Linked DNA regions of Homo sapiens: regions 2 and 3 are each linked to region 1. A link is a loop called in an ENCODE intact Hi-C map of the cell type or tissue named here. Cell type or tissue: dorsolateral prefrontal cortex. All regions are shown on one strand.

The links. Hi-C counts contacts between places; a loop is a spot of excess contacts. Peaks named below come from ENCODE experiments on the same cell type or tissue, not always from the same donor. Only the 100,000 strongest peaks of a DNase experiment are listed, where the experiment ranks them.
Region 2: a loop joins it to region 1, with 10 times the contacts of the local background. A loop is called at or near these places in 2 of 110 quality-filtered maps.
Region 3: a loop joins it to region 1, with 3 times the contacts of the local background. A loop is called at or near these places in 4 of 110 quality-filtered maps.

Annotation. Positions count from the first base shown.
Region 1 is chr1:182,275,599-182,283,598 of GRCh38, reverse strand. All of the region lies in intron 2 of LINC01344 (long intergenic non-protein coding RNA 1344), which reads left to right. Among named protein-coding and RNA genes, the nearest start is that of LINC01344, 34 kb to the left of the region's middle. In dorsolateral prefrontal cortex, no CTCF peak of the experiment used is centred here; DNase peaks (open chromatin) are centred at 1,838, 3,558 and 3,748; H3K4me3 peaks cover 283 bases; H3K27ac peaks cover 5,287 bases.
Region 2 is chr1:182,111,118-182,119,117 of GRCh38, reverse strand. LOC105371642 (a long non-coding RNA gene) reads right to left here. Exons shown (of 3, transcript XR_922341.3): 2 at 3,766-3,867; 3 at 470-1,607. Among named protein-coding and RNA genes, the nearest start is that of ZNF648, 53 kb to the right of the region's middle. In dorsolateral prefrontal cortex, a CTCF peak has its summit at 4,652; DNase peaks (open chromatin) are centred at 4,717 and 7,437; H3K4me3 peaks cover 1,277 bases; H3K27ac peaks cover 3,080 bases; H3K27me3 peaks cover 2,368 bases.
Region 3 is chr1:182,080,416-182,088,415 of GRCh38, reverse strand. No RefSeq gene overlaps it. Among named protein-coding and RNA genes, the nearest start is that of ZNF648, 23 kb to the right of the region's middle. RefSeq lists an enhancer at 3,044-3,093. In dorsolateral prefrontal cortex, CTCF peaks have their summits at 3,349 (motif pointing left) and 7,253 (motif pointing right); DNase peaks (open chromatin) are centred at 3,325 and 7,261; H3K4me3 peaks cover 434 bases; H3K27ac peaks cover 2,080 bases.

The DNA.
Region 1 (8,000 bases):
CCCACCTTGGCCTCCTGAAGTGCTGGGATTACAGGTGCCAGCCACGGTGCCCGGCCTGAGTTTTCAGATTTTAAATGAAAGATACCTGATCTATGCTCCTTCTTCTAGCCACAGTCTGCCATGTAAACGTATTTGGTCTGTTCCTGAACCCAAGGGGAATTCTTTTCTCTTTCATCTATCCATCCATTTATGCATCCAATCATCCACCTTTATCCTACCTGCCTGTCAGACCAAGTCTAAGAAGCTTTGCTCAACTATTTAATTCTACTGATTTCTCCTTTTTTTGAATACCTGCCACATAGTTATTGCCATCCCTCATTTTAGCATGTAGCAGTTCATGACTTAGATTGACTTCAGCTGTAGTCACAAACACAAATGCCTACCAAGGGCCAGGTGGATGACGTATCTGAAGTCCGCTCCGTGAATCAGATAGTAGACCTCTGGGGACTGTGTGAACTGGAGAATGGGTGCTCTCAGTAAGGGACAGCTGCCCTTTACTCCAGCCAGTTGCTGCCCACCAAAAATCCAGGTAGATGTAGATCTTCCAGTTTTTCAAGAGAGAACAGATGTCCAAATTTTTATGACTTTTTAAAGTGGTGGTTTAATTTTACAAAATCACGGTGTAGGACAAACACAATGTGTGTTTCACACTGTACATTTGCAGCCTCTGAGGTGATGAGCTTCTTGAGCTTATTGTTTCTGAATTCCATATGGCAGCTCATACATTAACTAACATATACAGTAGGTGCCTGATAAATGCTTGCCACCCTTTCCAGAGCACCACATCCAAGCCAAGTAAAATTATTGCCTCAGCTGATTCTCTGTAGCCTGTAGGTGGTGTAAAAAGAAATTTTCCCCTAAAACTTATTTATGTATTAAAGATACCCTCCTTGCCCCCAAACCTAGTGGGGCTTGATGTATTTGCTTAGCAGGTTAAATGAACTATTAGTGTATTTAAATGTTCTTTTTTTCTTTTCTTTTTTCTTTTTCTTTTTTTTTTGAGAGACAGGATCTCACTCTGTCACCCAGACTGGGGTGCAGTGGTGTGATCACGGCTCACTGTAGCCTCAAACTACAGGATTCAAAGGATCATCTCACTTCAGTCTTATAAGTAGCTGAGACTGCAGGCACATGCTGCCACACTCAGCTATTTTAAATTTAATTTTATTTGTTGTAGAAATAGGGTATCACTATGTTGTCCTGGCTGCTCTCGAACTCTTGGCTTTAAGTGATCCTCCTACCTTAGCCTCCCAAAGTGTTGGGATTACAGGCATGAGCCACGCACCAGGCCAGTGTGTTCTTTACCATCTTTAAATGAAACCTTCCCTCAACCTTCCATTCCTCTACGGCTACCACTAATGGTATAAACTTGCCTTTTATTTATCACATCATTTGCTTTTCTGTTATCCTTCCACATATACTGCTCTGCAGAAATCACGCTCAGTAGGACCACCAGTGACCTCTTCATTGTTAAACACAGTGGTGCCAATCAGCCCTGGCCATCCTCTCAACTGACTTGAATCAGCTGATAGCATTTGATACTGTTGATCATTTCCTTCTCCTTAAAATTCCCACTTTTCCTGGTCTTTGCAGCTTTACTCCCTCCCACATTTTCTTCAGTCTTTCTGGATGCTTCTCATCAGGCTCCTTTTCCTGCCCAGTCCCTAAAATGCTGATTTTCTGCTGGTGTGATTTCAGGCTGTCTCCCCTCTCCCTCCACACATTCACCCTGGGTGACCTCATCCTCTCCCATGACTCTCCCCCTGCATGAGCGCTGATGATGCCCAGTTCCACCATCTCGCTCCAGACTCATCTAATCAGCTGCTTTCTGGCAGTGTCTGTCTCCATTGATACTTCTCACTCAGCATGTCCAAGGCTGAGCTCATCACTCTCGCTCCACCTCCCTTCTCCTCTTCCTGCATCCCTGTCCTCTGTGAGCAGCATCGCCATCTACCTTGTGGCCTGGACGTGAATCCTGAAACTTCCTCCCTGTGTTGGATTCTCCAGCGAGCACAAAAAAAGCATAGGCTTGGAACACCAAGGAAACAAACACAGAGTGCCAAAAAATTATTTCAAAAGTGTGTAGTGACTTACACGCATGTTTATAGCAGCACAATTTGCAATTGCAAAAATGTGGAACCAACCCAAATGCCCATCAACCAACGAGTGGATAAAGAAACTGTGGTGTGTGTGTGTGTGTGTGTGTGTATACATACATACATATATATATATATATATGATGGAATACTGCTCAGCCATAAAAAATTATTAATTAATGGCACAGCAACCTGGATGGGATTGGAGACTGTTATTCTAAGTGAAGTAACTCAGGAATGGAAAACCAAACATTGTATATGTTCTCACTCATAAGTGGGAGCTAAGCTATGAGGATGCCAAGGCATAAGAATGACACAGTGGATTTTGGGGACTCAGGGGGTAAGGGTTGGAAGTGGGTGAGGGATAAAAGACTACAAATTGGGTTCAGTATGTACTGCTTGGGTGATGGGTGCACCAAAATCTCAGAAATCACTAAATAATGTACTCATGTAACCAAACACCACCTGTTCCCCAAAAACCTATGGAAATAAAAAAAAAAAAGCTTAAACAAACAAGATTGTAGTGCTTTAAAAAAGCATCAAAATGCCACCCTAGAAAAAACAAAGCTTATTGGCTTTCTTCTACTTATTTTACGATTAGACAGTACTTTTATTGTGGATGTTGTATACAGGGTGGACATAAACTTTCCAGGCTTAGAGCCACTAATGTTCTTTCTACAGCCTGATCATCCTCAGCCACCCCTTCTCCATGCCCAATTGGTTCCTAAGCCCTATTGATTTTGCCTCATTGACAGCAGCTGAACTATCGCTAATACTGTCTTAGGGCTTCTGGTTGTCTGTGACCTGGATTGCTATAGCGGCCTCTTGACTAGCTTTCCCTTCCCACCCATCTATCACAGAGATGTCATCTGTTTCTTGTATGTCACTCTTCTTCCTAAAATCTTTTCCTTGCCATCTAGTAACTTCAAGGGAAGTTTCAATCCCTTAGCCTAGCTGACAGGCTGTGTGCTCCTTTACCTCCATGCTACTATTTCACATGCAGCCTTCACTCTAGATTTCCTACATTTACCCTACTCCATGCACCCCTCCCCTCTACCCCTCCCCAGCTTGGAAGGGTCTGCGTGACAAGTGAGAGAAAAGGTGGGAGACTCTTACCCTGTGTTCTCTAGGGAAAAAAAGGAATTCTCCCCATTTCGAAAAAGCCTCCAGAGGAGAAATGATCAGACATACAGAGATAGAGTTCAGCCAAGAAACATTTTCCTTCTGCCCTGGGCTTGTCTTTTGGTCATAGCTTTTGCCCTTAAAATGCAGGTAGATTTGTCACTGGGGCCACATGCAGAAGAGGGCCATTGTCTTCTTTCAATGTTCTGCTCAGTGAGAACATCTTCACGTCACCAGCCATGAGCAAGCCCGCTCAGCTGACACAGCTTATGTCCTCTATAAACAGGGCCCAGGAGAATGCTCTGTGTGCCTCTGGTCAGGAGCTCCGTGGCTCGGCCTTGGCAGGGAGAAGGGCATTACTCACTGGACCCCCGTCCTCTCCCCAACATTGTTTTCCCATTTTCACCAGGGGACTGAAAGGGGGATGGGGGAGGAGGGCGGGAGAACACAGGAGAGTGGAGCTGTTTGTTTTCTCCTTCCTGTTAACAATGCAACATCTGTTCCCCAGCCTGGCAGCTGGACCAAAGTGAATTGATGAGAGCATTCGTGCCTCTGGATCAGGGGGTGGAGAGTGGGAGAGGGAAGGAGGGAGGGCTGCCCCAAGGGCTGAAGCCTCTCTGAACAATAACAATAGCAACAATCATGAGAATATCTTCAACACCATTTGGCAGGCTGACTGTGGAGCCCACGGAGCCCGTGGAGCTGGGTAATTTGATGTTCCAGCAGATCCACATATTGTAACGAACACACCGAACAGAGATCTGAGTGCCTTCTTTTTTTTTTTTTTTTTTTTTTAAGAATCGCCCAATTAAAGGAATAGTGTTTACCTAGTAAATATCTATTTTGGCTCATGCACAGTGATAGAAAACATCTTTATTTACCTAAGAATGAATCTGAGAGAGGTGAAGCTGACAGAGGTGGAGTGACAGCAAAAAGGCAAAATGAGGGTTAACGAGGCAGCAGTGAGGAGAAGGAAGGGCCCACCTTCTCCTGGCTTCCTCCTGCCTCCCTCCTGTTCCTTCTAGTTCATCTTTGGCTACTTCCTTCTCAGCTCTGGTGTCTACTGGTGGCCTGTCCCGGGCTCAGTCTCTCCTCTACCTGTACTTACTCTCAATGTTTTTGTCTAGCCTTATGGCAGTGGGATCCACCTAAATACTGACCATTCCCAATTTATACCCTTGACTCAGACCTGTCCCCTGAAGGTCAGCCTCATGTATTCAACAGCCCACTTACCATCTTCAACTGAGTATCTAAAGTCATCTCAAAGCTAAGCATCACCAAATGAGCTTCTTGGGTCATCCATCCACCAAACTTGATCTTCCATAGTTTTCCTCATCTCAGTGAATGGCAATTACATTCTTCCTGGACTCTTCTCTTACTCTTATATCCCACAACACACTGTAGGCAAAGCCTGTGGGCTCTGTCTTAAAAATGCATCCCAGAACCTGGTCACTTCTCCCTGCCTCTACTACTTTGTTCCCTGTTCTAAGCCATCATCAGTTCTTTCCTAGATTATTACAACAGCTTCCTGACTGGTCTGCTTCCGCCTTTGTGCTGCCTTCCTCTTGCCCAGCCTGTTCTCAACACAGCAGGCCGAGAGACCCTGTAAAACCATGATTTTGATCAGATTCCTCCCCTGCTCAAAACCCCCATATGCTCCCCATCGCAGAGAAGTCTGCGAGGTTCTCTCCAGTCTGGCCTCCTGCTAACCCTCTGACTTGTCTCACTGCTAACTACTTCAGCATTGCTGGCCTCTTGTGTTTCTAGAACATGCCAGGCACTCCCAGCTCCAGGCCTCTTCCTGGATGGCTCTTCTCTCAGATGTTTGCTTATCTTGCTTTTTATCTTTATGTCTTTACCCCAGAATTCCCTACCCTCATTTTTTGGTCTATTTTTCTCCATAACACTTGTCACGCCTGAAAAGTTCCATCTTCCACTGATTTATTTTGTTTATTTCCACTTCCCAGTGATGACTGCACTCTGTGCGAGCAGGAATGCTTATTGTTTTGGACTCTGCTGTTCCCCTGGCACTGGAACTGTGCTTGGCACACAGAAGGCACTCAACAAACATTTGATGAATGCATGAACTGATGAATAAACAAACAAATAAATAAATGGATGCATGAATTCTGCTTTTGTTTCTGGCAGAATGGCTATGATATGGTTTGGCTCTCTGTCCCCACCAAATCTCATCTTGAACTGTACTCCCATAATTCCCATGTGTTGCGGGAGGGACCCAGAGGGAGATAATTGAAACATGGGGGTGGTTTCCCCCATACTGTTCTCATGGTAGTGAATAAGTCTCACGAGATCTGATAGTTTTATCACGGGTTTCCGCTTTTGCGTCTTCCTCATTCTTTATTTGCCTGCTGCCATCCGTGTAAGATGGGACTTGCTCCTCTTTGCCTTCCGCCATGACTGTGAGGCTTCCCCATCCACGTGGAACTGTAAGTCCAATTAAACCTCTTTCTTTTGTAAATTGCCCAGTCTCAGGTATGTTTTTATCAGCAGTGTGAAAATGGACTAATACAGGCTAGATTGCTAGAGGCGCATCCTACACCCTCTGAACCAAAGAGAAAGTGTTGAGTGTTTATTTTGGGTGTAGCATCTCTCTTCCCCTGAAAGAATGGTGGGTCAGAAAGGCAAGGTGGACTCTTTGGTCCTGGGGACCCATTATGGCTCTTGGGGAAAGGAATGTGGGGCTGCCCTCAGTAAAAATCATGAACAAAGACTTTTGTTCCAGTTTACTGAGCTACCTCCGGTGACTTTTTCAGATTGACTGCTATTAAGTAGTCTTGGGAAAAGGCAGTAGATTACAGATGAGGGTGATATGAGGACAACTGTCACCAGACACAGGAGAGAGATGAAGAATGGAAGCTGTCAGGTTAGGGCCTGAATCCTATTCCTCAGCAGGCGGTCGTGACCCTTTGCTCTGTAATCTCTCTTGAAGCTACCTGGGTCCTTGGACGGTGGTGACCTTTCATATGATTTTGATTCTTGACTCATCTCTTTCCATCCTTTAGAGACCAGGGCTGAAAGAAAGAAAATGCGACAGCGTGGCTTTTCCTTGGGTTAATCAAAGGCTTACATTTGTACAATTTGCTAAGAACTTCCATATGGACTCTTTCAACATTGTTTGAGGGCCAATTATATGCAAGGAAACTGTGCTAAGTATTAATGATACTAAAGACAGCTTTAATACAGCATGATGAATGCCGTGAAATGTTAATGTAATTAAAGCAACACCAAAAGGTTGGTGAAATGTTAATGTAATTAAAGCAACACCAAAAGTTAGGCAGCTTATTCCTTTTATGTAGGTTAAAAAACAGATTTAGAGATTAAGTTGCTCAAGAATACATTAGAAGAGGCCAGGAGTGGTGGCTCATGCCTGTAATCCCAGCACGTTGGGAGGCCGAGGCAGGTGGATCACCTGAGGTCAGAAGTTTGAGACTAGCCTGACCAACATGGCAAAACCCCATCTCTACTAAAAATACAAAAATTAGCTGGGCATGGTGGTGGGAGCCTGTAATCCCAGCTACCTGGGAGGCTAAGGCAGGAGAATCACTTGAACCAGGGAGGTGGAGGTTGCAGTGAGCCCCACCCAAACCTGGGCAACAAAGCAAGACTCCATCTCAAAAAACAGAAAGAGTACATGAGATTAGAGGATCCCTAGGAAATGGATTTGACCCCATATGTTCTGGTGCCCAGTCCAGTGCTCTGACCTTTATGTTATATGCTATTCAAGGGTGCCTTCCTTAATCATTTTCTAAGCCTACACATAGTCACACTAGTGCGTGGCCTTAGCTACCTGTTCTAGAAACACCAAGCAAAGAGGTGTATGAGATTGTTTGTCTTGAAGTCTGCTTGCTGAGGTGGGAGATAGGACCCAGACATCCTTCAATTAGGATTCTTAGGTTTCTGTCATTCACAATTATCTCAACTCTGCCACTTGTGATTGACACTGATGAAATTTTTTTAACCTTTATAAGCCTCAGGTTCTTCATTTGTAATATGGAGATTACAGTTCCTATATCAAAAGGTTGTTACAAGGATTAATGAGCGTATAGTTATAAAGCACTGTATTAGTTTGCAAGGGCTGCCTTAACAAAATACAACAGATGGTGTGGCTTAAGCAACAGAAAATTACGCAAAAAATAAAAAAAATAAACCAACAGAAATTTATTTCTTACAGTTCTGGAGTGTAGAAGTCCAAGATCAAGATGTTGGAAGGGTTATTTTCCTCTTTTATTTTTTATTTTTTTTTGGGACAGAGTCTCATTCTGTGGCCTAGGCTGGAGTGCAGTGGTGCAATCTTGGCTCACTGCAACCTCTGCCTCCCAGATTCAAGCAATTCTCCTGCCTCAGCCTCCCAAGTAGCTGGGATTACAGGTGTGCGCCACCATACCTGGCTAATTTTTTGTGATCCACCTGCCTTGGCCTCCCAAAGTGCTGAGATTACAGGTGTGAGCTGCTGTGCCCATCCTGGGTTAGTTTCTTCTGAGGCCTGTTTCCTTGAGTTTTGGATGGCCATCTTCTCACTGCCTTCATATGGTCTTTCCTCTGTGCACCCTTAGTGTACCTTTGTGTGCCCTTATCTCTTCTTTTAAGAACACTGGCCAAACTGGATTAGGCCCACCCTGATGGCCACATTTTAACTTAATGCCCTGTCTCCAAATACAGTTACATTGAGAGAATATGGGTATTAGAGCTTCAACATAGGAATGTTTGACGGACACAATTCAGGCTGTAACAACCACCTAACACAGAGCTTGGTATATAGTG
Region 2 (8,000 bases), 160 kb after region 1:
CATGCTGTAAAAGTAATAAACTTCCCTCCCATTGTCTGAATCTAAATAGGGGAACCAACCTCCAAGTCCAACCCCCTTCCTCAGGGAAACTGCTTCTCACTGTGCTTCAACATGACCTTTGGCTGGGAACTAAAATGTGAGTCTGAATTTGGTAAAGCTTGGATCCTTTCATTTTTCCCAACTCTCCCAGTCCAGAGGGATAAAAATCCCTGCTCCTAAAACCCAGTGGTCTCTGTGAATGAGCTCATCCAACTCCTGCTGGCTTTCTGGATAATAATGAAACTCACGTTGACCAGTCTTTCTACATTGTTTTATATATATATAGTTATATATATAGTTATATATATAGTTATATATATAGTTATATATATAGTTATATATATAGTTATAGTTATATATAGTTATATATATGACTTTATATATAATATAAAGCTATATATTTTTTAAATTTATGAAGATAATACTGATGTTGTTGGGACAGAAGCCTGAGAATTGAGCCTTTTTGCGTCCCCTTTCTCTCTCTGTCTCCTCCTCAGACCCTCAGATTTCCACCTGGAGAAAGGGGATGAGAGTAGAATGAAGTTGAATCATCTTGACTAAGGGAGGTGGTTTCTTCATCAGACATGCCCTCTTAACCTGGGTGGTAGTTGGAAGCTGAGGCAGGCAGGTAATAGGTAATAGCAGCCTAGTTAAAGCATGGAGACTGCATCAATGCCACCCTCAACCCCTCAACAAATGGGGCACAACTAGAACAGGATGTTTAGGACCAGAGAACGCTTTCACATGCCTGAGAACAAACAGAGTAACTGGTCAGCCTATCCGCTGATTTGTGAGATCAGCCCCTTGGAAGCCTTTTCTTCCATCCCAGGCATTATGACTTCAATTCAACAACTCTTAAGAGATGCACAGAGGAGCTTGAATCAGGAACATGGGGTTCAATGGTTACAATTCCCAAAGATGTCGAAAACAAAGTTTAAAAAGTATGTGACCATTTTGTCAATTATGTTTTCTCTATAAAATAAAAAAAAAAAGAAGCTTCGGGTATCACTGACATGTATCTTAAGATTTAGAGTTACACAAACACTCTAGTATATAATTTTTGAGCTTCCGCACTAACGTTAAGCATTAATAATTACTGATCAGTTTAATCTAGGCCATAATGTTATATACAGTAAATGAATTGTTTCTGGAAGTTTCTAAGAACAATTCTGAAATATGGATGTGGCTGTGGAGAATGAGGGTTTTTCTTTTCAATAAAAAATAAACGTTTTTTCTTTTTGCTCCTCCCCTGACTTTATTTTTTACAACAGTTTTAGATTTACAGAAAAATTGCAAGGATAGTACAGAGCTCCATGCACCTCTCCTTCAATTTTTCCTGTTGATAACATCTCACAGGAGTATGGTACATTTGTTATGATTAACAAATATTGATACATGATTGTTAATTAAAGCCATACATTAGAGAATGGGGATTTTACAGAAGGTTGGCATTAAAACTTCCCTGAAGTATCTAAACTCAGGCCTTTCACATGGCGGAGAGAAGCCTTTGCTGCCTTTGGATCTTCCCATTGCCATTCCAGACTGCCTGCTGCTTTCCCGAGTTCTTTCTGCAAGGGGCAAAATGTTTTCTGGTCAAAAAACTTGGTTGTCCATCATGCAGCAACAGCCACATGTCTTTCTTTTAAGTTGTTCTCAAAAACAATTTATAATAGCAGTGGAGTGAATTGGCTAAGAGTGGTGATTTTGGAATCAAATAGATTAAAATCCAGTTCTGTCACGTATAAGCTGTTATTTTATCAAGCTTTATTTTTCTCATCTGTAAGGGGAAATGATCATAGTGTCTTCCTCATTAATTTGCTATGCGTATTGAATGAAAATGTTTCAGAAGCACCCAGCATCATGCCAGGCATATAATACTAGTTCAATACTGGTACCTATTGTTAAGCTTAACAGGTGAGCTTTTTTTGAGAAGCAACTATGGTCAACAAGCTAGTCAATGAGTAATCTAGATCAATTTGATGAAAAATAATTTTTCCAACAAAGATCAGCTTCAAAGAGCAGTGGGGAGAAGAGACATCGTTGTGGAAGCATAAAATTAATTGCCTGAAGAATTCTCTTCAATTGGAAAGAACAAGGCAAGTATAGGGACTACTTATGTGAAAACATGTGAGGAATCCCAGCCTGGGCAACATGGTAAGACCCCATCTCCACAAAAAATACAAAAATTAGCTGGGTGTGGTGGTGCATGCCTGTAGTCCCAGCTACTCAGGAGGCTGAGGTAGGAGGATTGCTTGAGTTCAGGAGGTCAAGGCTGCAGTGAGCCGTGATGGTGCCACTGCACTCCAGCCTGGGTGACAGAGTTAGACCTTGTCTCACAATAAACAAACAACACATGCGAGGAGGTACCCACAGGCTTTTTCTTCTTTACCATTCTGCTTGAAAGATTAAGGCATCAGTAAATGTTTAGAGCAGCAGATATCTCTATTAGAGGCATTGTTGAGGGACAGATGATGTCCCAGAGGGAATTAGGAGCGTTATGGAGACCTGGCTCCTGCCTTCCTATTCTCCCCCTCCTCCCTCACCACCTCTTCCAATTCTGCAGCTCTGTGGATCTACTGCAACACATCAGACAGGCAGGCTCTCTGGGCTGGCCAAGTCCTTTCTTGCTGTACTCCTTCTGCCTGGGTGCACCACCACACCTGCACCTGGCTATTCATCAAGACTCAGCTTGGCTATCTCTTCCTCTGGAAAGCCTTCTCTGGTCACCACCACCCTGGTTAGCACATGCTCCCATAGGTTTCCAGTCTCCATTCTTAGGCTCTAACCCACTGCATCACCTCTCTGCCTCACTCTGTTGGGAGTACCATAGGTACACAAGTCTAGCATGGTACCCGGGATGTGGTGAGAGCTCAGAAAATATTGCCTCGTGCCTATTCTCTGAGCATCTCCAAGCCCAAGGGCTTTTGATTCTTCCCTCAAATGCTGAAGTGGAAACAGTTAGGGGAGGCACGTAGATGTAGCGAACGTTGCCTAGCTACACCTGATGCATAAAGGAGAAAACTTTAAAGGTGTCTCTATAAATAATATAACTAAAGCCAGTATAGGATTAAACAGTAACAGATAAATTATTTCATGCAGTGGTTTCCAAGCCCCAATGCAGGAAATGATGTTGGTCTGTTGTGAAGTTTTCCCAGGTTAATGGGGATTCTCCTCAAAAAATGGCCACTGGTCTCATGAGGGTATTCAGTGCTGTGGGCAGGGACTCTTGGCTAAGAATGGCCCCAGAGAGGGGGTCGCCCTGGTGTCCACTTCCTTCAGCACTCCCAGGAGAGATGCTTGGTCTGTCCTAGCCCACCTTCCTAAATATTGTGACCACTATGACAATACAGTGGAGGCAGCAAAAGTGAAGCAACTCCTTTGAGGTCACACAGCTACTAAGTTTTGAAATTAGGATCCAGGCCCATCTGTCTGACCCAGAGCATTTAACCTCTGTATTCCTAAGCAACCGGCATTTACTCATGTTGTAGGCTTGGTGCTCAGAAGGATAGAGTCTTCCTGTATGAGGCTGAGCTGGCAAACCCAGGTCCATTTTACATGTACATGTATTTCCAGGCTGGATGGCATTGGCGTCCATTTATCATTTAGGAAACATTTTATACCACCTAATTCCCTTCCCTCATTATCCTGTGGGTCTCTCTAGGACTGGGGAGGAAGGCAAGATTCCAGGGTGGATAGAGAGGTATCTTAATACCTTATAATACTTACCGCACAGTAGTCTCTACTCTGCACTTGAGGATTACAGTAGTATTCTCAGAGGGAGGATTACTGCCGTGGGTTGAGTAGCTCTGTAATGGACTCCAGAAGTCCCTAAATAGGTAAGTTGGATAAGAGCTTGGTATTTCTTTAAATAGGTAAGTAGGTCATTGCTGGGATTTGGTAATTGTTTTTAACATATAAGATTATTTGTAATAACCTTGGTATTTTCTTGACATAAAATTTAGTCTTATATAAAACACCCACTATAAGACACTCAATAACTTTTTGGTTAAATTTTTAGCACCTTATGGTCTATAGGACAGCACTATACCTGCAGCTGCAGCATAGATTCCCACCCAAAGAGGCCCTGGGCCCCACAGCAAAGTATTCTCCAGGTGTGACTCCACACACAGCCCTAAGCAGTGTGGGCTGAAGAGCCCCTAAGATCAGGCGAGCCAGCCGGCTGTGTTAGAGGAAGGTGCTCCCCGACCCTGCTGAGCAGCTGCGATAGGGGGAGCCGTTATTATTTATCTCAGGATGATCATCTCGACTGAAAACATTCCTTCCCTCTAAGGTGGTGACCTAGATCAGAGGTCAAATGTGAGCTGATCAGAAATGAAAACCCATCAAGCAGCCATGGAAACAGAAGCCGAAGGCAGACCCACATCTTTTCTCTGGCTTCTGTCGTTTGAGACCCAGAGCGAGTATAGCCTTGCTGTTCCCTCCCTGGGAGTTTATTCTGTGGTTTTGGCACAAGACGGCAATCTGGGGGAGAAAGCAAAGTCTATGGATATGGTTGCCTTTTCTCCTCTAAGCCAACTAGTGCCTTGTTTTTCTGTGAGCCTGCCACTGTGGGAAAATTGCTAGAGTGTAAAGTTTCCCTCTTTGTCCCCAGCGCACTTCATTTACCAGTGAGCCAAGCTGGGAACAGAGCCGCCTCTCACACAGCTCATGAATGACTCCATTTTCTCAGGGCAGCCTGTGCCTGCCCATTGTCTAACTGTCATGGCCTCTTGTATAGGTGTTCCCTGCAGTCCAGGCTGTTATGTAATGCCTGGGCAGGGAACACTGCGTGAGGGCAAGAGAGATCAGAGAGAGGAAAAACCCAGAGGGAAACCAAGACCAAAACGTCTTCCTGGAGAAGAAAGCGGGGGAAATGCTAGCCATTTGTCAGCTCTTTTCCTCTGGCTTGTTTGCCTGAGTGATAAACTTTGATTGCTGGCATACAAAGCCCCACGCTGGCTCCAGGAGCACTTCTCTTTATATCTATAAGACAGGATATGCAGTTCCCCTACGCCAGGGCAGCTGCCACCTAGGTCCTCCCACAGGACTGTGACAGAAAATCCTCCCCCTCTCTTATGGCCTAGGAGCAAAGGACTTTCCCTCTCCCAAGGCTCCACTTTCTGTTTCTCCTTCTCCTGCTATATCTTTGGCCCAGTGAGCTTCTCAATCCTGTTCAGAGAAGCACACACCTTCCGTGGGCTCACCTGTGGCGATTTCCAGGTAGTCTTGACTCTTCATCAGGCTCAGTGTTGAGAGGCAGCCATCACTTGGCATCCATGAATGGCACCCTTACCCCCATAGTTGTGTCACCTGGCTGCCATGTTCTGGGCTTATGTGTTCCCCATCATTCCTTTTGGCCACACTACCAGTATTGTGGTAAAATGAAGGGAGGTGAAGGGGTGTGTATCATTCTCTGTCTGCCCTAGCATCCCCTGCAAGCTTGTTCTGTAGAATACTAGCCCTGGGCTGGGCGCAGTGGCTCATGTCTGTAATCCCAGCACTCTGGGAGGCCGAGGCAGGATCACCTGAGGTCAGGAGTTCGAGACCAGCCTGACCAACATGGTGAAACCCCGTCTCTACTAAAAATAAAAAAATTTGCCAGGCGTGGTGGTGGGTGCATGTAATTCCAGCTATTAGGGAGACTGAGGCTGGAGGATTGCTTGAACCCAAGAGGCAGAGGTTGCAGTGAGCTGAGATTGCACCATTGCACTCCACTGGGTGACAAGAGCAAAACTCCATCTCAAAAAAAAAAAAAAGAAAGAAAAAAGAACACTAGCCTGGGAGCCACAAGAAGAGACTTTACAACAAGTAAAATAGGATTCCATGGATAGATATCATGGGGGAACGCTATATACTCTACCCCACTCTTATAAAGTCACAATGATTATTAGCATAATAAGACCCTGAAATGTTTGCAGTAAAGAAACCGATATCACTGTGGCGTAACATTTTCCAAACTTACTGAACATCTGGTCTACAAGCTCCATGAAAACAGAGACTTCACCTATTGTTCATGGTCGAATACACACTTCATAGCTCTGTTTGTGGGTATTCACTAAGTGTGTTAAACTGAAGTGAATTTAACTGAATCTTCATTCCAAGTTGTATCTATTAACCCTGCAGAACTAAGGTCCCACAGAACAAACATTGGCAAATGCTGGTTGATACCATGCACTAATGCTATCAATTACAATGACGAGATGGGAACACGAGCACAGGGAGACCCACGCGGAAACTTTTCTGGTCCTCACATGAGAACAGGCTGCAGAAGATTGCTCTGTTCCCAGCTCTTTAAAAGTGCCTGGCCCACCCATGAGCCACTCCACAGGGAAGAGGGTATGTGCATGTTTCTGGTGCTCGCACAGACCCCTTTCTGACTTGTCCCCCTACCCTCTCTTGTTTTGCTCACCCTGTTCTTTGATCCCTTGGCTTTGGAGTCTGCCTCACATTAGGTTCTTCTGATCTGATGCTTCTCTTTGTTATTAAAAAAAAAAAAAAATCGGCCGAGCACAATGGCTCACACCTGTAATCCCAGCACTTTGGGAGGCCAAGGAGGGTGAATCACCTGAGGTCAGGAGTTTGAGACCAGCGTGGCCAACATAGTGAAAACCCGTCTCTACTAAAAATACAAAAATTAGTTGAACATGGTGGTGGGCACCTGTAATCCCAGGTACTTGGGAGACTGAGGCAGGAGAATCGCTTGAACCCAGGAGGTGGAGGTTGCAGTGAGCTGAGATTGTGCCATTGCACTCCAGCCTGGGTGACAAGAGTGAAACTCTGTCTTGAAAAGAAATCATGAAAAAAACCCAAACAAAACCCAAAAATCTTATCTCAAGCTTGCTAACTTTGGCTTAGTTAGGTGTAAGAAAACCCTAGATTTGGACTGGGCGCAGTGGCTCATGCCTATAATCCCAGCACATTGGGAGGCTGAGGCGGGTGGATCACCTGAGGTCAGGAGTCGGAGACCAGCCTGATCAACAGGGCAAAACCCCAACTCTACTAAAAATAAAAAAATTAATTGGGCATGGTGGCAGGCACCCATAATTCCAACTACTTGGGAGGCTGAGGCAAAAGAATTGCTTGAACCTGGGAGGTGGAGGTTGCAGTGACCCGAGATCACGCCATTGCACTCCAGCCTGGGTGACAGAACATGACTCCATCTCAAGATAAATAAATAAATAAATAGAAAACCCTAGATTTGAATCCAGATTTTGCCATTTCCTGGCCGTGAGATTTTTAGAAATTTCTTGGGCCTATCAGAACCTCATTCTCCACTGTGTAAAATGAGGATAGTAACACGTGCCTCAGAGTTGTTGTGAGAATTAAATGAGCATGTAAGCCTTGCACAGTGGCTGGCATTTGGCCAGGGCTTGGCACATGGCTGCTATTATTACAATTGTTCCTCCCTTTCAGCTCTGAGCCTTGCCTGCCGCCTTCTTTTGGGCATCCGCCCAACTCCAGGTGAGCCTCTTTCTCTCTCTGCTAGGTTAGCTCCATGAGACCCAGCTGGCTAGGACTCTGGTCCAGATTTCCTCTGCCTCTGGGGACTTCTCCCTCCTCATCGGTCCCATCATTGCTGCAGCCTTCAGTAGTTCCTTGGACTCATCCTTTTACCACTTTTTAATCTCTTTTTGGGGCCCCCATAGAAGGAAGTAACCCTTCATTAGCCGAATGTTTTGTAGTTTACAAGATTCTAATACAGCACCCCACTTAATCCTCATCACATTGCTCTGCCTGAGTTGTCTGTCTACAGATGAGAAAAAATGTGACTCAGTGACTGCTTCACTCACACAGCAATCAAACATCAGAGGCTGGATTGGTATGCAGGTCTGGCTTCAGATGGAGCATCTCTGTCAGCCCTCACCACAGCTGCCACCTGGATAACTGTGAAGCATAGTCCTATCCTCTGGACCCTCAGGACCCTGCCACTGCCATCCACTTTCTACCTCCACTTAACGATC
Region 3 (8,000 bases), 200 kb after region 1:
CCAAGACGGAAGAGCTGCGACTTGTTTACCAAAAGGCATTGACGACTCGATGCTCCGTCTTCCGTGGGAATTCACCCAGCTTTGTTCAGATGTTACTACCTCTGCCCTTCCCAGTTCCTACCCCATGAAAGGGCATCTGAAGGTGCTGACATCAGAAATGGCAAGTCAGGACACACGCAAGTTCCACAGGGCTTCCTGCTGCCCCGCCCAGCCTCTTTGCAGCCGCCTCCTGCAGCCCCAGGCACAGGCCTGACTTTGGTACAGTTGAAGTAATGCCCCAGTTTTGCCCTGGGCTGGGACTGCCACCTGGGGCAATAAGGGTGGTTGTTTTCCCCTGTGGTTGCCCTCCTGGTTACCTTAGTGACTCATGGAGGCAGTGGGCCAGCCTGGGACAGAGGAGCAGGGGTCTGGTCCAGGGCCAGCCTGGGGCTCTGATCCGCGGCTGCCCCAGATGTCCAGATCTGACCAGGAGCTATGAGGGAGGAGCCTGCTCCCATATAGCCATAACTTTTCTGTTCTGAGCTCATCAGTGTGGCCTGATAAAGTCTACAGAGAGGCCCTCAAGGAGGAAGAAAGAAAAGGCAGGGAAATATACTTTTTTTAGCTAGAGCTCCATCAGCGAGTACAGAAAGAGAACATTCTCCTAGGAGAAAGCAAGGCATACTCTGTCCTCAAGGTGCCATTTTCCCCAAGCAATAGAGGCAAGGCCAGATGAGCTGTGGAGGGGTGGAAGATGAGCTTGTGGCTCCCCACCCTGTCCCTTGCATGCACACCCACCCTCAGGGGCTGCAGCTGGGGTGGCTGAGAGGGGAATCCCTGGTTCAGGCTTTCCTTGTCTTACACAAACTGAGAAGGAAGCCTTGAGAATGCTGGTAGTGCATGCAGGGTGGAGCTGAGAGGGCGGAGAATGAGGTTTTTCACCCACCCTGTGGGCCCTCCTGTTTCCTCCACCCTCCCTGTAATCTCAAAACATCCTGACTTCACTGAGCAAAGGCCCCAAGCTTTTCATGGAAGAGCAGCAGCTTGCAATAGCCCCAGAGTCTGAAGATAACATCTCCCTTGCGGTGGCAAGAAAAGGCAAGGGTGCTCAGGAGAGTGCAAAAGTCCTCAGGCCCCAACCAGAAGTTCTGCCTCTGAGGTCCTCAAAGACACGGGCTCCATCTCCTGCTGTTCCCGCTTTGATTTTAGGGTGTTGCTTTGCTGTACTGGTGCCAGTAGCGGCCACACTGCAACTCTGCTTCAGGCACAAGGATTGGGGTGGGACCCTGTGTCCGCTCTGAGAGCACTTCTGCCTCCAGCCCTCTCTTGGTCCTTGTCCTTCATGTCCTTTTTTGGTGTGAACTGGGTTCAGGAGAGAAGCCCAGGCCCTGACATCTGTGGTCAATGCACACACTCCAGGAAGTTGTCTTAGGGATCAACCAGGGGCACCCACAAAATGGACTGGGGATCATGACTGGCCTTTCCAACCCACAGACCACCTTCATTCCACTCAAAATAGCGCAGCTCTGACTCTACTTAAGAAGGACGCTCTGATAACATGCTGGTGACTTTCACCTAGAAATGGAATCCATCCTTCAGGGCCCGGCCCCCTTCCTGCCTCCATGATGAAACCTTCCTGTCCCTTCCTGTCAACCCTGAGGCGCCACCACCTTCTCCTTCCCGTCATGTACTCACAATAGTTAACATCCACGGCTCTCTTCCCCTGCACTAGGGGCTGGGATGGGGATGGAACGGGGTGCCCTCTATCCCTGAGTTCCTTCCCATGCAGAGATGTAGAAACAGTCATCATGCATGGTTCCATGAGAGATTCCAAGAAAATGCACAGCAGCTGCAGGAGTCCCCAGGTAGCATCTGAAAAATGATTTCCTGAAACACATAGGGTTTGGATGGCGGGGTCAGGAGAGGAAGGACTTTCTGGCAGAGTGTAGATGGGAAACAGTGGATGGATGTGCAGGGAACCACCAGGAGCTGGCCCCGCCAGAGTGGGTCCCAACCAGGCCAGCCATCCAGTGGGCGCCATGGGCACCCGAGCTTTCCTCCCCCGGGCTTCACTCTCTTTGACCACTTTCTGCCCAGGGCCATCTGTGGGCAGTGACTTGGGGAGGCTGCAGGAAGAAGGGACAACAATTGAGTCACTTGTTGTTAAAACCAAAAGCCCGCCACCCCAGCCAAGATTTTCCACATGGGGGTAGCCCTGCCAACGTGTGCCCCCAGTCAACATCAAGATGTCCCCCACAGGCCTCAATGTCACGAAGGACTCCTGAAAATACTGCCTGTTTGAGAGGGGACAGAGACTAACTGTGAAATACTCCTCAGTTTCCCTGCTGCTTACCCAAGAGTTGGGTTGAAGCTCAGCCTGGGGCGCCACTGCTGGGGTGAGGTGGGCTGTGTCAGGCCAGCCACTCATGCCAAAGCTGAAGATAGGATGAGAAGGAGAGAGGGAGTGCCCACTGGGGGGCATAGGGCTGTGCCCAGGAGGGCACTGCTTGTCTTTGCAACCTAGCAGCCATCTCTGGCGGGATGCCTAAAATACCTCGGTCAGCCTCCCAGCTGAGGGAGAGCAGGAGGCGTGCGCTGGGGTCTGCATTAGGTTTTCACAATGGATAAAATCAGTTCTGTGATTGAAAGGCGAGGCCTTGGGAAATTAGTCACACAAGGGAGAATTGTGCCTGCCTCCATCAGAATCACCTGAGGATTCCCAGGAACCATCCAAGAGACTCTGATGCAGGGGTTCTAGGTTAAGGCCTGAGTCCCTTCTCTCCCTCCCTCCCTCTCTCCCACTCTTCCTTCCTTCCTTTCCCATGCAAAGCCCCTAGCAAAGCTTAGAATAAGAACATGTGGGGCTGGGTGTGGTGGCTCACGCCTATGATCCCAGCACTTTGGGAGGCAGAGGCAGGAGGATCACTTGAGGTCAGGAGTTCGAGACTAGCCTGGCCAACATGGTGAAACCCTGTCTCTACTAAAAACACAAAAATTAGCCGGATGTGGTGGCGGGCATCTGTAGTCCTAGCTACTCAGGAGGCTGAGGCACAAGAATCACTTGAACCCAGGAGGCGGAGGTTGCAGAGAGCCATGATCGCACCACTACACTCCAGCCTGGGCAACAAGAGCAAAACTCTGTCTCAAAAACAAACAAACAAAACCACGTTGGATCCACACATGGCTATAGATCCCTACTGTGTGCAAGGCAGCTGGCATCCTGGCCCTCTGAGACTGGCCTAGGGGAGGCCTCCTGGTGACTTCCTCCCAGAGCTAGAGAGGCGGTGTCCTTTGCCTCTGTCCTGCTGAAGGGAGTCCCTCATCCAAGGGGCAACGCTGCCACCTCCTGGTCAGTCTTAGAACTGTCCCCCACTCTGAATGCCTGGTGTAAATAGAGGCAGGGAGCCGGGAGAGGCCTCCCTGTCCTCCTTCTCTGGCTCTGCGTTTGAATATCTTATTCTAGGAAGTGGAATGTCCCCCAAACACGCGCCTCTTTTGGTGCCTCTTGTTTAAGTCTATCTTCCCTGGGAAGCCACTAGTCAACAAGTGGATCTCACTTACCCACCACTTTGCCTTGAATTCAGTGCAAGTCAGCATGTGTTTGTGGAGCACTTGATATGAGGGGGCTGGCAATACAGAGGACAATAAAGCAAAGCCCCACTTTTGCAGAAGGGAGTGAGAAGTGGGGGTGATTCATGAATATGAGTCACTTCTATCTGCGGTGATGTCTGAGCTGAGTCCTGAAGGATAAGCCAGCATTAACCAGTTGAAAAATGGAGAAGATTCCAGGTAAAAGGATGAGCAAGATGTGAATTGCTGGCCTTTTAAATAGAAACTTAATTGCTACATTTTTAATGCACCTCTTTGCTGCCCCCAAGAGGACAGACTACAAACCTTTTTTTCCCTCAATTTCTGGGCAGGTTTAAAAGGTTAAGAGAAAGGAAAAACAAGTTTTTCAGTTGCTAATCATTAGGGTTTAGGGGCCCTCCAGATCTATGGTGAAAAACAAGAGGGAGGCCTGGGTTTGAGAGACAAAGCAATGCAACCCAAGGAAGCAGGAGGCAGGGAAGATGCCTCCCCTAGTAGACAGTTCTCTGGGTCAGTGTGGGGAGAGGACTCCAGGCCACTGCCCCACCCTGGTCCCCGCAGAGCCCCAGAGAAGTATCAAGCCCCAGAGGGAAGTGTCTGCATAGTGCCAGGAAGCTCTGGATGTCAGCCTTACAATGAATTCCCAGGTCCTCAGAATGGCAGAGATGCATCCTGAAGCCAGAGACCTGTGATACAGGCTGAAAGAGCCCCAGATGTCACCCTTGTAACCCACTTGGACAAATGCCCAAGGATCAGCCTCCTTGACTCTGTGAGGGACTCGCGAACCTTGACATTGTCCCAGAAGTAGAGAAATACCAGTTCAAACCACAATGAGGAAATAAAGGAACTCAATGTTCTTGTACCAGGGTTTATAGCAGATTCATATAGGTCATGGGTGCAAAGGAGATCAAGACAGGGCCCCTGTTATTGAAACAATTAGAGAGAGAGCAGTACACTTCTCAGTGATTTGGAGCAAAAAACTTGTCCTCTTGACCTTGGTTTAATTTTCAGTGACAGGATGAGGAGGATGAGCATAGACTCTCGAAGCCCTTTCCTGCTGTAAGAGTCTATGGGAATGCAGATCACATGTACTGTGAGAGATGGGGGGAGACACAGGGTGGGTCAGAATGACCAGAAGAGTCTTCGTGAATGTGATTTTGAAAACTGGAAAGAGGTAAAAGAATTTTGGGTGGTGGGAGTGGCCTGTGCAGATGACAGACCAGGCCTGGCCAGTTGGAGAGGGAGGTTCTATGGAGGAACAGCCCGGAGACAGCAGGAGGGCGGTGGGTGGGTGTCAGCACTCTCCCTCCCTTTAGTAGAAAGGGAAAAGACAGAGTTCACAGTGGAGAAAATAGGAAACATGGACCTGAGAATCCCTACTATATATATATGCGTGTGTGTATATATATATATTTTGAGACAAAGCCTCCCTCTGTCATTCAGGCTGGAGTGCAGTGGTGTGATCTTGGCTCACTGCAACCACCTCCCCCTGGGTTCAAGTGATTCGTGTGCCTCAGCCTGTAGAATAGCTGAGATGACAGGCTTGTGCCACCATGTGTCTATTTTTTTTGTATTTTTAGTAGAGACGAGGTTTCACTATGTTGGCCTGACCTCAGGTGATCCGCCCGCCTCGGCCTCCCAAAGTGCTGAGATTACAGGTGTGAGCCACCATGCCTGGCCCCCAACTATATTTCTAGCAACTTTCATGTTGAGCAGATGCTCCCCAAAGCCCTTCCTAAACAAGCCCTCAGACATTTGTGCTTCTGCCCTTGACTGGTAGAGACATGTAACATGTGATGACTGTGTTTCCATTGACACTGTGTGTACGCTCAGGGAGAAAGCACAGGAAGGCTGTGGGCTGTACGGACACCACCATGCTCCAGAGCTCCCTGCTGAGCCAGCCAGTGGGAGCTGAGGGCAGGCAGTCCATGCTCTGCTACCTCCTTTCCCTAGAGCTTTTCTTTAGATGCCCCCAGTCTGGTCAAAAACAAGCATTCTGAGCTGTGAAATGTTCTGGTCAGTGATCCCAGAGAAGTTTTATAAAGTCTTGAACACAGCCAGATATGCCTCAGTCCCACACTGTTTGAACCTGATTTAATCTTACTCTGACTACTTAGAAGACACCAACTTTAGAGGTGGTATGGGTGTTGGTATAGACCATGGGCTCTGGAATCAGACTCCAAGGGTCTGAATCTTTGCTCTGTCACTTATTAGCTATGTGACAAAGGGTAATTTACTTAACCTCTCTGTGCCTGTTTCCTCTTGTACAAAATGGCGATGAAAGCATCTGCCTGTGTTGCTGTGACACGGGCCTGGCACCTGCTAAGCACACAATAAATTTAAGTCACGGTCATCTCGCAAGGCATCGGTATTACTCTGTAGTCTCAAGTTAGAGAAAGGAAGTCTGAAAGCTTATAGTTTGGAAGGGGCCTGGGAACATTTTATAGTGATTCCATTCAATTGTTCTCTTGCTTTTTATCTTCTTGTCATTAGGATAACATGGAGAAGGTGTCCCAACTACAAAGCTGGTGAATGAAACTGTCTGGGTGGTGGGTGGGAGGCCACTAGTCCAGGACGTTCTGCAGCTCTGGCAGTTCTACGATCCTAGCCAATTTTCGCCCAGATAGCACTAGGCCTTGTCTTGTGCCCCAGAAGGCTGTGGTCACTGCGCTCCCAGATGGCAGCTCTATACTTGTTCTAGGGCTAAACACAGAAGGGGCCAAACTTGATAATACTCTGCTTCTGGTCATAATTCTTCTGCAAAATTGTTATATATACCTCTTTATATATAAAGACAAAAACTCATCCTTTAGTGGCCTCCAGAGACCCCGGGAAAGAGCCCAACTCCATAGCATGTCCCGCAGGTCTGCTGTGGGACACTCACCCCTATAGCATCATCCCCATATCCTGCTACATTCCAGCCATCCTGACCAGCTCATGGCTCCCCACACTCTCTCAGTAGCCCCCACCCTCTCCTCATTAACTCCTGATCATCCTCAGGCCTCTGTTTAGCCATTTTCTGAAACTCTCCCACTGCCCACCGCCCACCTCCACTACCACCCCCACCCCCACCCCCACCCCCCCCCACCACCCCCACTATGGTTCATTTAATAGTTTCTCCTGTGTGCTCCCATGTGCTCTGGGTTTACCCCATTGAAGCCCTTAGGGCACTTTCAAACCATCTGCTCCCCTCTTTGCTTCATCTGACTGTAAACTAACTTGAAGATAGAAACTGTGTGTGGATTCCTATTGCTTCAGTGGCACCAAGCACAGCACCTGATTTAAAGAGGGTGTTCAGCAAGATTTCTTAAGGAAATGACACTCAACATGAGACTTAAGGGTTTGGGGTGGGGAAGAGGTACAATTTCAAGAAAGGAAAGAACATGGCAGCAAGTGCAAAGCCCCCAGGGTTGGAAAGAACTTGATATATCCAAGGAACATGCTAAGGACAGTGTGGCTGGAATGTAGAGAGGTAGCGGGCAGGTGGCAAAGGATTTGGTCTGGAAGGTTCAAAGCATGGTGGGAAGTAATTGAAACAGGTTACACTGGATAGAAACAATATCCTATATCCTCAACATCTTCTCTTCCCCTTTTTGCTCTCATGAAACATGGCTCTCTTCTGAGAATAGCTCCTTCTCAAGTGGAGGATTAATTTTCTCTTCCACATCCCTCCTACCACTAGGTGGGGCAAGTGTCTTCCTCACTCCTTTGCTATTTCAGACCATTCTTTCTCTCTTAAAGCTCCCCAGCTTTGAATAAGCAGCCTGTGGCATCCACCACTCCTCCATGAAGTCTCCCACAAACCCCAGAGGGCTTCCTCTCATTCCTTATATGGATCTCAGCACCTGGTTCACCATCATTTTCACCAACCCCACTTGTCATCATTCTAAGAACTACAACTCTGTGGAGCTGGCTTTTTGCTTCCCTGAGTCTGTGAGCTCCTCTTCTCCAAGGATCTTGTCCTTTACTGTATCAAATATGCAAATGGCCCAAATCTAAAGCTTGTCCTCAATAACAACTGCACTCCCTCTGCAGTCTCAATTTGGTGCAACTCCCTCTCTGGCCAGCACCTCCTTAAACTTCCCAGCTCGCTGCCCCTGAAATCCCACCACCACCCATCCTTCCACCCAGGGGAAGTCTGGCCCTTCCACCTTTTAACTCGTCCTGCTCCCCTCAGGCTCTCTCTCCGCATCTGACTTGGCTTCAATTCCATGCTTCATCACATTAGTCACTTCTTTTTCATAACCCCTCATCTTTATACCTTTCTTTAGTTTCGTTGTATTTGTCTGGCAAAACTCTAACAATGGTGAACTCCAAGCTTCTGCCCACACAGCCAACATGTTGGGGGAAAGCACACCATCTTCCTGGCTGGCCTAACTTCAATTCATGACCACTAACCTTGCATGGGCCTTTATTGCTACCTGGCAATTATG